Linked DNA regions of Mus musculus: region 1 is linked to region 2. A link is a contact called in ENCODE Hi-C or POLR2A ChIA-PET data. All regions are on one chromosome and are shown on one strand. The core of a region is the stretch at or near the end of the contact, and the rest is flanking DNA. Distances in the headings are between cores, read along the strand shown.

The links. Hi-C counts contacts between places; a loop is a spot of excess contacts on that map. ChIA-PET counts read pairs that join two places held with the same protein, here RNA polymerase II (POLR2A).
Region 1: a loop to region 2 is called in a map of regulatory T cell, with 1.8 times the contacts of the local background. The contact joins two enhancer-like sites. A Hi-C loop is called at or near these places in 1 of 37 maps with a recorded cell type or tissue (regulatory T cell). POLR2A ChIA-PET finds 5 or more read pairs at or near these places in 1 of 5 experiments (embryonic stem cell).

The regions. Positions count from the first base shown.
Region 1 is chr16:10,733,930-10,738,679 of GRCm38, forward strand. All of the region lies in intron 22 of Clec16a (C-type lectin domain family 16, member A), which reads left to right. Among named protein-coding and RNA genes, the nearest start is that of Socs1, 49 kb to the right of the region's middle. Within about 2 kb of position 2,052, at least 1 of the 3 ENCODE cell types and tissues checked has a DNase peak (open chromatin) inside an H3K27ac peak, as active enhancers do.
Region 2 is chr16:10,664,309-10,669,240 of GRCm38, forward strand. All of the region lies in intron 18 of Clec16a (C-type lectin domain family 16, member A), which reads left to right. Gm15558 (a long non-coding RNA gene) reads right to left here. Exons shown (of 5, transcript XR_384655.3): 5 at 4,052-4,932. Among named protein-coding and RNA genes, the nearest start is that of Gm52264, 8.4 kb to the left of the region's middle. Within about 2 kb of position 1,502, at least 2 of the 3 ENCODE cell types and tissues checked have a DNase peak (open chromatin) inside an H3K27ac peak, as active enhancers do.

The DNA of each region.
Region 1 (4,750 bases), core at 802-3,301, 70 kb after region 2:
GCCTACTGGCCAGTTTTTGTACCTGACAGGGCTGCCACCATCAACTAGAGGTGCTGTCCTCAGCTAGCCAGCTGGTAGTTAGATGAACCTGAGGAGCCAGTCCCCGCATCATCCGTATCTGCCTGCTGCCCAGCCTAAACAGCATGGCTTTGCCAAGAGTCCATTTGTCCTCAGAGTAGTTTTGAGGGCATGGTACTAACTCAGAGCACTGCTGACATTTTATTTACTAAACCTCCCAGAGGCCAGGGAGCTGCTTAGGTTAGAGAGCAATGGCCAGGCTCCTAGAAACAAGGAAAACAAACTCCAGAGACTCAGAGACACCAGTGTCCACTGCAAGGCCAAGTGTCTGTTCAGGAAAGTATTGATTGATGCCAGCAAAAGGCCAGTTTCCCACGGCTGCTCCAAGTCATACTCAAATTTATACAAGGGGCACATCACAAAAATACAGCTGGTGTAAGGGTTAGGGATGGGTAGTGTGATAGGGCATCTCTAGGTCCCAATACCTTTCCGTTGATTTCAAGACAGCCAGAAGAACAGATTGGAATGTTCTTGAAAACAAAGAAACTCTGTGTGTCTGAAGTGAAGACCATACAAATAGCTTCCCAAACCCCACAGGTGACAGACCTGCCTTACACCAGTTAAAGAGCCAGTGAAGACTCATGCTTTTCTAGCGTTTCACATGGCCTGGACACTCATGGTCAGTGTGGGTTCCTCCCCAGCCCATACATGGTCACCCCGTGTGTGTGTGTGTGTGTGTGTGTGTGTGTGTGTGTGTGTGTGTGTGTGTGTGTGTGTATACCCTGCATGGTGTCCTAGGGCTGGGCGCCTTACCTGGGTGCATTACATCCACACCTCCCTGAGGCCTTCCCTACTCTCCTCCATTGGAAAGTGTAATGGTTCTGACAGATCATGTGACTTATCTGCCATGCTGCCATTAGCAGGTAGGAGAATCCAAATGTGAACCGTATCCTTGGTGACGGCATAGCCATGTTCTGCCTTCTAAAATAACCCAGCAGAGTACGGGACATGCCCCTGAGTCTTCCTGGGTATCCCAGGGTGATACCATGAGCCCAGGTCATAGTTTGAGTCCTGACTATAACAACTGTCTTACAGCCGTCCTTCATCATACACAGTTGCCTGTGGGCCCAGCTTCAAAGCCATGGTCCCACTCACCGAGCCTGGGACTCACTTAGTCCAGGTAGCAGATGTTGGGCCTTATGGGTCCCAGTGTGAGGAAAGCACAGTAGAGCCCAGAAAGCCACATTCTCTTCTGATTCAGGGTTATCCCCAAACTGAGCATGAGACCGGCTGAGGCTGGGAGGATTACGTGTGCATCTGCTTTGTCCCGCTAACTGACCCATACTTCCTGTCTGGGTCTGAAAGAGACCCACATGTACCCCAGGATGGGCATTCTCCGTTTCTCGTGGGGAGCTTCAGCCTGTGCTCCCAGGCACCAGTGGTGCAGGTTGCCCATCTTGGTTAGGGAGCCTCGAGACCTGACCCAAGACATTCCTCTGCTAGACGGGCCTTTCACTTGCAGGCTTCTCCCTGGCTTCCTCACTGTGCTGTCTCTCTAGGTAGATGGGTTCGTGCTGAGTTCCTACTGTGCACATACATTAGGGACACCAAGTGACCAAGTATGTTCTCACAGATGAACAGAGGCAGGCCAGGACCATCAGATCACCACAGAGGCATGTGTGCAGTTGAAACCCACAATGAGGGACCAAGCAGGGGCTCCACCAGCTGGCACAGACCAGCTAGAGAAAGTTCTTGTATTCCTAGAGACAAGACCCAGGGAGTAAATGCTGCAATCCAGGGGCCCCTAAGGAACGGGCGTCTGAGGCTCATACAGGTCGGCCTGTGTCCATACCTTTATCTTGTTGGAAGCAAGTAGATTCCTTTTCCCCATCTCCCAAAAGCTTTCCTGCAAACCCTGCCCTTCTGAGTATAGAAGGGAGGCAGTCTGTCTTTGAGAAACAGCTCCTGTGCCTTATGGCCAAGACCTCTGGCCAGAAGTGGTTTTAGAGCCTGTAGGCCCGGCTCAGATTGGGACCACAGCCAAGAGGAAGGGTGCCCTTAGCAGTCAACTAGTGTGCTATTACCAGCAGTGCCTGCTGTATCCCCTTTCTGCCATATAAAACTAGGCATATTCCAAGTGGCTTTTTAACAAGGGCTCAAATTGGGAACCCACAGACACCCCAAACTAAGAGAGAACCCATACAGAATTCCAGACTGCCTCAGGAACCAGTCAGACAGTGAGTGAGTTTTGTGTTCCTGGTCAGCCTTTGCCTATCACAGCTACACTAAAGGGTCTTGCAGGGACTTGAGTGGTCTGCTCCAGCACCCAGTCACACTCAGTCTGTTTGCCCATTGCTCCTTCTTGTGTCTTAGTTCTTACTTTTTGCAATTAGTCTTGCTGTGTTGCTCAGACTGGCCCAAGTGATCCTCTTGCCTCCGCCTCTGAGTTCTGAGACTGTGGCCTCTGCCATGACACCCGGCTCCACTGCACTTCAACAAAAGTGCTTTTGGGTGGCCAGCCCCTCAACGGAGAGCTTAACACCACGTGTTTCTTTATCTGTCCCAGGAACCGAGTGACTCACGTGTCTAGCTCAACTAGATGGCAAGCCTCAGCTTGACCCCTGGTGAGAAAAGGCATCAGGCTAGGTCAACACTTTCTCTGTGAAATCAAACGCAGTAGCATGGAAGGAGTCAGTGGGCTCCTTATCAGAACAGTGTGGGCCCAGTGCCCTGTGCACCCTCATGGTGCCGCGTGCACACATATGAGCATGTGTGCTCAGTGTCAGACCCGGTTGTATACACTCACATTCTGTGGAGTTGTTTCTGAGACAACAATGAAAGTCAGACTAGCCTGGGACTGATGCTCCTGCCTCAGCCGTCAGAGTGCTGAGATGACACTGGCCAGGATGCCTGTCTTTATGGAGTCCTGATGAGGAATTGTCCCTCAGATACTGGTCCCACGATGTACCTTTAGTTCCTTGCATTTCTGGCATCCATGTGTGCCAGAGTTTTAGAGTTTCTTTGTGAGCCTCTTTGAGGCAGAAAACAGGGAGTGTTTATTGGAAATGATGCTGGGGAGAAGGTCAGGCTGCCCTTGCAAGTGTAAATGTCACTCTGTGCACTTACAGCCACTATCCCAAGGGCTGACAGGAAAAAGAAAGGGACGGCTCTTGGGGCCCAGGCTTGAGAGCCTCCCTGATCTCCCTCCGCAGGCTCCCTCTTCCCCTCAGCCTCTCTAAGCATCCTGCCTAGGTTTTTACACTAAGGTTCTGATCACCCAGTCCATAGACCTGTGTGTGTGTGTGTGTCTGTGTGTGTGTGTGTGTGTGTGTCGCGCACGTGTGTCTGTGCACATTTTGAGGTGGTAAAATACAGCCAACATAAGATGGACCAGTGTACCATCCTCAGCATGGTGTTTGCGCATGCTCCCGCTGGGCTTGCTCTGTGACTTTATTCTTAGCTCTCCTCTTAGAGTTTGTCTCTGAGACCACCACCCTAAGAACACTGTGAGTCCTCCCTCTTGTTCCTGGTCCAGCTTGTGCATTCCCACTTAGCTACCAACTGCCTGGTCTCCCCATTTCCTGCTCTGTGCCCTGGTCCTGGTTCCCCAAGTCATGGTTCCAAAGTCCTGGAACTTTCCCAAGTCATCCCTCTCCCCAAAACACCACTGAGGCTAAGGCAGGAGTCAGGTCCAGCATCCAGGATTGACTTCAAACTTGAAGCAGCTCCCTCCATGTCACCCTCCCCTGCGTCAGAAATGCTTAGTTCACTCTGGCCTGGCTCTGACCCTCTGACCACACCCCTCCTTCCTGCAGGCATTTCCTCTGAGTTTCCCATCTTCCTGCAGGTCCCAGATAAAACTGAGAAGCAGTTTTATCCTTTTGTCCCCTGGTTTTTCTGACAAGACCAGAAGTTATCAGTGACCCAAATCTTTGCACAGGATTGAGCCTTCTCCGTCTCTAACCATATTAAGTTACAAGAGTGAGGGATTGAAGCCCTGTGCTTGCCTGGCATGCACAAGGTCTGAGCCCAGGCCCACATAAAGCGAGCCTCGAGGTACTGCTTGTACTCCCAACACTCAGGAGCTAGAGGGAGAAGGAGCAGAAGTCCAAGCTGTCCTCGGCTACAGCAGAGTTTGAGGCCAGCCCTGACTGAGACCCTGTCTAAAGAAGAAAAGAAAGAAAAGTTGCGTAAATGAACAATTATTTTCCTTAGCTCTCCTGACCTTGGCTCGTCTTGGGGACAGCATGGACATGTCCTGTCTACATGGTGGGCTGGCAGTCTGGGTTCCAGCTGAACTGTAGCCCACTGCAGCCACAGCCCTTCTTCCTTTGTCCTTGCTAATGCTGTGTCGGTCGCTGCTGTGTCCTTTTCTTTTCCACCTCACCTTCGCCGTTCCATTGTTACAGGCTTTCTATGACCTGTCGCTGTGTTTTCCCTCTAGTCAGGAGTGGCAGGAAAGGACGCCGGCGTGTGTTCAGCCTGTCGGAGGCCGACAGTCACGGCGGCCACTGGGTTTAGTGCTTCGACCAACAGCTGCCACGGCAACTCACGCACAGTCAAATCAGGCAGGTCTCCTACAGGAGCCCCCATGGGCCCACGCTATTCCTGCCACATGTAACAGGGTCAGCATGAGCAGGGCGGGCAAGCTGGGCTTAGAGAACACGCCATCAGATCTCAGCTTCCTCTCCCTTTCTGTCCTCAGCCCCAGCCAGTCCTTCCTGCCTTATAT
Region 2 (4,932 bases), core at 252-2,751:
GGCATGCGGCTCTTGATTCCCCGCCCTTGTATCTGCACACACTCACACCTGTCTTCCCACAGAGCCTGGCCTGCTTGTATCACGGTTGTCACCCCAGCCCTGACATGGGCCTTGCTCTTATTTGCTACTCAGTAAATATTGACCTACTGAATGGCTGCCATTTTTACACAACTAGGACTGTATTCATCGTGTTCTGCAATTTAGTTTTGGCACTTTGAAGTGGGGCTTTCCTGTGTCAGGAACATGGGTGGAGCTTATTGTACTTGACTGCATTCAGTGGAAGTGCCCAGTGTATGATGTCCATTGTGCAAGTACCATGAGCACGGGCATTGTACTGCATCTGGTTACTCAGTGTCTCAGAGGACCTGGAGCGTGAGTGTGAGCCCTGTCGGCAGCTGTATTCCAGCCTGGTGCTTTACTGGAAGGGACTTACCACTGTGCAATTGCTGGGCTGAGTTAGAGCTAGTAGGGACCTTAATGATAGCTCATATCTTGAAAAACTGGCCATCTTTGCCACCTGTGTGACAGAAAAACAGCTTCCATCCAAGAGTCCTCAACTTGAAGCCCTTGTCAAGGGTCAGGAGGTGGCCCAGAGAAGGCTCCTAGCTCAGAGAATGGAGTTGGTTAGAAGGCCAAGACGACTGTCAGGGAGCAGGATTCAGCCTGCCAGGCCCCCCCTCCAAGCCAGTCGGCCCATCAGAGAGGTGCCAGGGAAGACTTCCTGCAGCTGGAATTTCTGCATCCATCACTCCTGTGTCCAGGCCACACAGCTGCAGTCACTCAGATTCCGGCCATCCTTCACACTCAGAATTGCTGTTTAGACATTCCCAGCCCTCCACTCTGTCGGTGTTTATTTTAAAATCATCCAGAAACATGCTTGCAATGTTAGTTAGCTCTGTCAAACTCTCCATTGCATCAGGCAGTAGTACGTCATGTGCATGGGCCCAGGTCCTCAGAAGACTCACTTGAGGAGGACCTGCCTCAGAGGAATGCGCTTCAGAAGCCCTTTGAAAGTCATGGCTGAGGGAAAGCAGTTTGCTGTGTTTGTGGGTTCTCTGAATCAGCTCAGGGGCCACTCAGAGAAGGGATGACAGGCAAGCAAACCACAGTCTTCTGTGACAAATGTCCTCAGGCAGCAAAATGTGATGTTGACAGGCACGGGTACTGCTGCGGAGCCCAGGCTCCACCATGGACCATTCATTGCTACACGTCTTCCAGTAATCCCTCTCCCCAGCCCCCAGAGCAACTGCAGCCCTGGTGCAGTGCGCTTTTAAAGCACCCCACCTCCTCTCTCTGTAAAGCCCTGAGGCAAGCAGTTTTCCCCTCTGTTTATATCTACCACACACACACTGTGAGCTGCTTCTATTAAAAGCAGTCAGAGATTGATAACGGGTGTTAAGAAGGATGTCACTTATTTCACAGGGTGAAAGGGAAGTTGCTGTGGCTTTCAGTAAAAGCTCACAGACCTAGGCCGTGGCAGCATGCTAACCACTGGGGGGCAGTGGAGCTGTGTGCCCCCAGCAGCTTCCTTCCCTGGCACTCCTTGAGTCTTAGGACTCCTCACCTTAGAGGACAGGGAAGGGCACCAAGAAGGAGGCAGATGGAAAGGTAGGGATGAGGGTTCTCTCTATAATGTGACCACCAGCTCAGGGATATGAGGACACATCCTCAGCCTGACCTTGGGGTCCCTTCATTGGAAAATGGGAAAGCTTCATGCACTATACGCCTGAGGCACAGCAGGCCTCTGAGAGGTGTTGCCAGCTGAGACTGGATGGAGGTCTGAGTTCTCCTTCTGAATCACCCCACTTTTCTTCACAGGCCAGGGGTGCTCACTAACTGAGCTGAGCAGAGGTCTCCGATACCATAGGGCTGGTGGGGTGACTTCATCACCCCCCAGCTACCATAGGTTTATTTCGGCATGGGCTTCCCTACCAGCTGGCACTCCCTCTCTGTTTGGGCCTAACGGTCAGGAGCCCTCCATATCCAGGAACTATCAGCTCTTCGAAAAGCATATTCATCTCATCCCCTGGCGAGCAAGGTTCCCAAGGTTTTCCTAAAAGTCATTTTGGAAATGCAGATTTGAGCACAGTTGACTTCAGTTCCTGGCACTTCAACCCTTCCTTCACACCTCTCTGGTTCTTGGCATCATGGTGAGAGCAGAAGTATGGAGCTGGAGTCCGTTAGAGTCTGAGTACCAAGGCTTTGTGTGACCCTGGGTGTCTCTCTGAAACTGTGAGCCTCAGTTGCTACATGTACAAAACAAAATGCTTGTAGAAACTAAACGGTCCATAATATAACCCTGGGTGCATGGCAGCTGTTATGCTAACTGCTGCATCATGGAGTCCTTAGCAGGGGAAGAGTCAGGATATCGGAAGTTCCCCACCTTGCCCTGTCCGGCACAGAGGTCCCTATGAACCATCTTCAATTGGGCCTTCCCTTCGGTCCCATCCTTGAGTTCCCTGCTGAGCATCAGTCTCCTCTTCCTCTTCATCCCTTCACAGCCTTTGCTAGCCCAGATTAGACCTGCTCATTACAGCAGTGAGGAGAAGAGAACAAAGGGGAACACAGGGTAGAAACCAGGAGTAGGGAGACGCCCCACTTCAGCTGAACCAAGTTACACAGGCACACCTGTCTGCTGCCGTCCTGTCAGCTGCTCAGGGGGACAATTCACACAGCGGTGCCTGCCACCAGCAGCCTAAGGAGTTCTGCTCAGGCAAACCAAACCCTTGACTATGCCACAAAAAGGACCTGCAGCAGAGTTATTAAGACAGGGAGAAGGCATACTTAAATGCTGTGGGGGAAGGGAGTTTGACATCCAAGGCACAGGCACAGGCCTTTTGAAAGTCATACTTGGATGTATTTACAATGGACACAAAAGGACATGGCTTTTTAGGTTACATTGTTCCAAGGGTGTAATTTACAACACTGTTTCAAGGAAAAAAACCTGGAAAGTAGACCTTTAAAACCATGTAAAGATCGCATATAAGCCAGTCATTTGTCTTAGTGTAAAGATCCCTCTGGAAGTGAGATGTGTGAGGGGTGAGGACAGTGAACAGAGTTAAACTCAAGGCCACAAGCAGCCTGCCCTAAGTGAGCAAGCTAGGTTTCACTAATGTCCTCCTAGCAGTGTCTTTAGGAAGACAGACACCAACTCTGTAGGCTTTTGAACGGACGCCTTCCCCTTCCCAGGTCCCCTGAATTTCCTATCTTCCTCTACAGCCTCACAGTGAGCCTGGCTAACACATTCTGGCAGGCTAGAGGGCATGCCTGACTAGTAACAGTGCTTTGGGTTTGGTTCTGTTATCATTGTCTAGTTAGTTAGTTAGTTAGTTAGTTAGTTAGTACATAATAGCACTATGTGCCCAGGCTGGCCTCCAATTCTGTATCTTTTTGATAAGTGATGGATGCACAGGTCTGTGTGGCCATGCCTGATTTGCATATGTACCAGTGTTTTTCTCCCCTGCTTCCTTTTTGGAAGTGAACAATGACAAAGTCCTTTCTGTCATATCTAAATGTCTTTTGAAAAAAATCAGTACTTCTGCACCAGGCAGGACACATATCTACACAAACAGCAAAAAGAACATGGCAGGATAGAGTGGAGACCCTCTGAAGGCAAAAATCCCCATGCCTCCAGCTGCTCCAGAAAGGCCATTGCCACAGCCAAGCCAGGTGATGGGTAAGAGAAGCAGTGGCTTGTGGGACACACTTTTCCTGCTGGACTGGGATCTGACGGTAACAGTGACAGGAGAAGTGGTGAGGTGCCTTTGGGTGAAGGCTCCACTGTGCCCACCTGGGGAATATGACAATTGGCTTCTTTTTCATGTGTGAAAGCCTCTATAGTGAGTAGGGCTACCCACGCGTCTCAGCAGTCCCCCATCTCAGCTTTTCTATGACCTCTTGCTAGCTCTGCAGGGCTTGCAGCCCCCTCCATCTTTTTTGTTCGGTTTTTGTTTTTGTTTTTTGAGACAGGGTTTCTCTGTGTAGCCCAGGCTGTCCTGGAACTCACTCTGTAGACCAGGCTGGCCTCGAACTCAGAAATCCGCCTACCTCTGCCTTCTAAGTGCTGGGATTAAAGGTGTGTGCCACCACTGCCTGGCTTCACATCCATCTTAATGACCCACCTTGCTGTGCCAGGAGATGCAAGCTCAGGGCTCAGAGGGAAACAGAGGTGGCGTGAGTCAGGGCTTCCAGAGGCCAGACCCAGAAACCCTCTTACCCATGGCAGGGAGGCCCAGCCTTCGAGAAGTTTCCAGGCCTGCACTGTGATTACAGTAAGCAGTCTGGAGGCAGTGTCTGCTCTAACCCCAGGTGCACAGCTGTGGGAGGAGACAGCTGGGCTCGTGGCCTAACGGGTCGGGTCTCGTTGGCTCCAGCTGCTCTGAAGTACAGGCCTTGCAGACCTGCCTCGCCCACACCATGCAGTTCCCTTCTTAAGAACTGACCTCATGTGGCCCTTTTGCATGTCTGTTCTTTAGGAAAGAAACCGTTACATTTTTCTCATTAGGGGCCTTGTAGACCTGCTGGGCACTCTCTGTCCAAACTGTACACACACATCACCCTACCCTTCTCCTATTTCCGCTATACAGTTAATACTGTAACTCAAATGTGAAAAATAAGCTTTGCATGGTGGCCATGAATTTTACATGAATCACATTGAAATCAATAAAGTCTGTAGAATGAAGCAAGTTATTGTTATAAGGAAGAAGTGGGAGCTGACTTAAAGGAGCCGTGGCCCTCAAAGTACATAATGGAAAAAGTTGTCCAGCAGTGATGAGCCCAGTACAGCCTTTAACCTTTGATAGTTCTTGGCTCCCTCAGAACTGGGGATGTCTTTGAAGGTATCTACTTTCTTCTGGGGAGGTGTGAGGAAGCACAAAGTCACATTTTCCATGACTTGTTTCTTCTTTGAACCCTTGCTAATCTTTTTTTTTT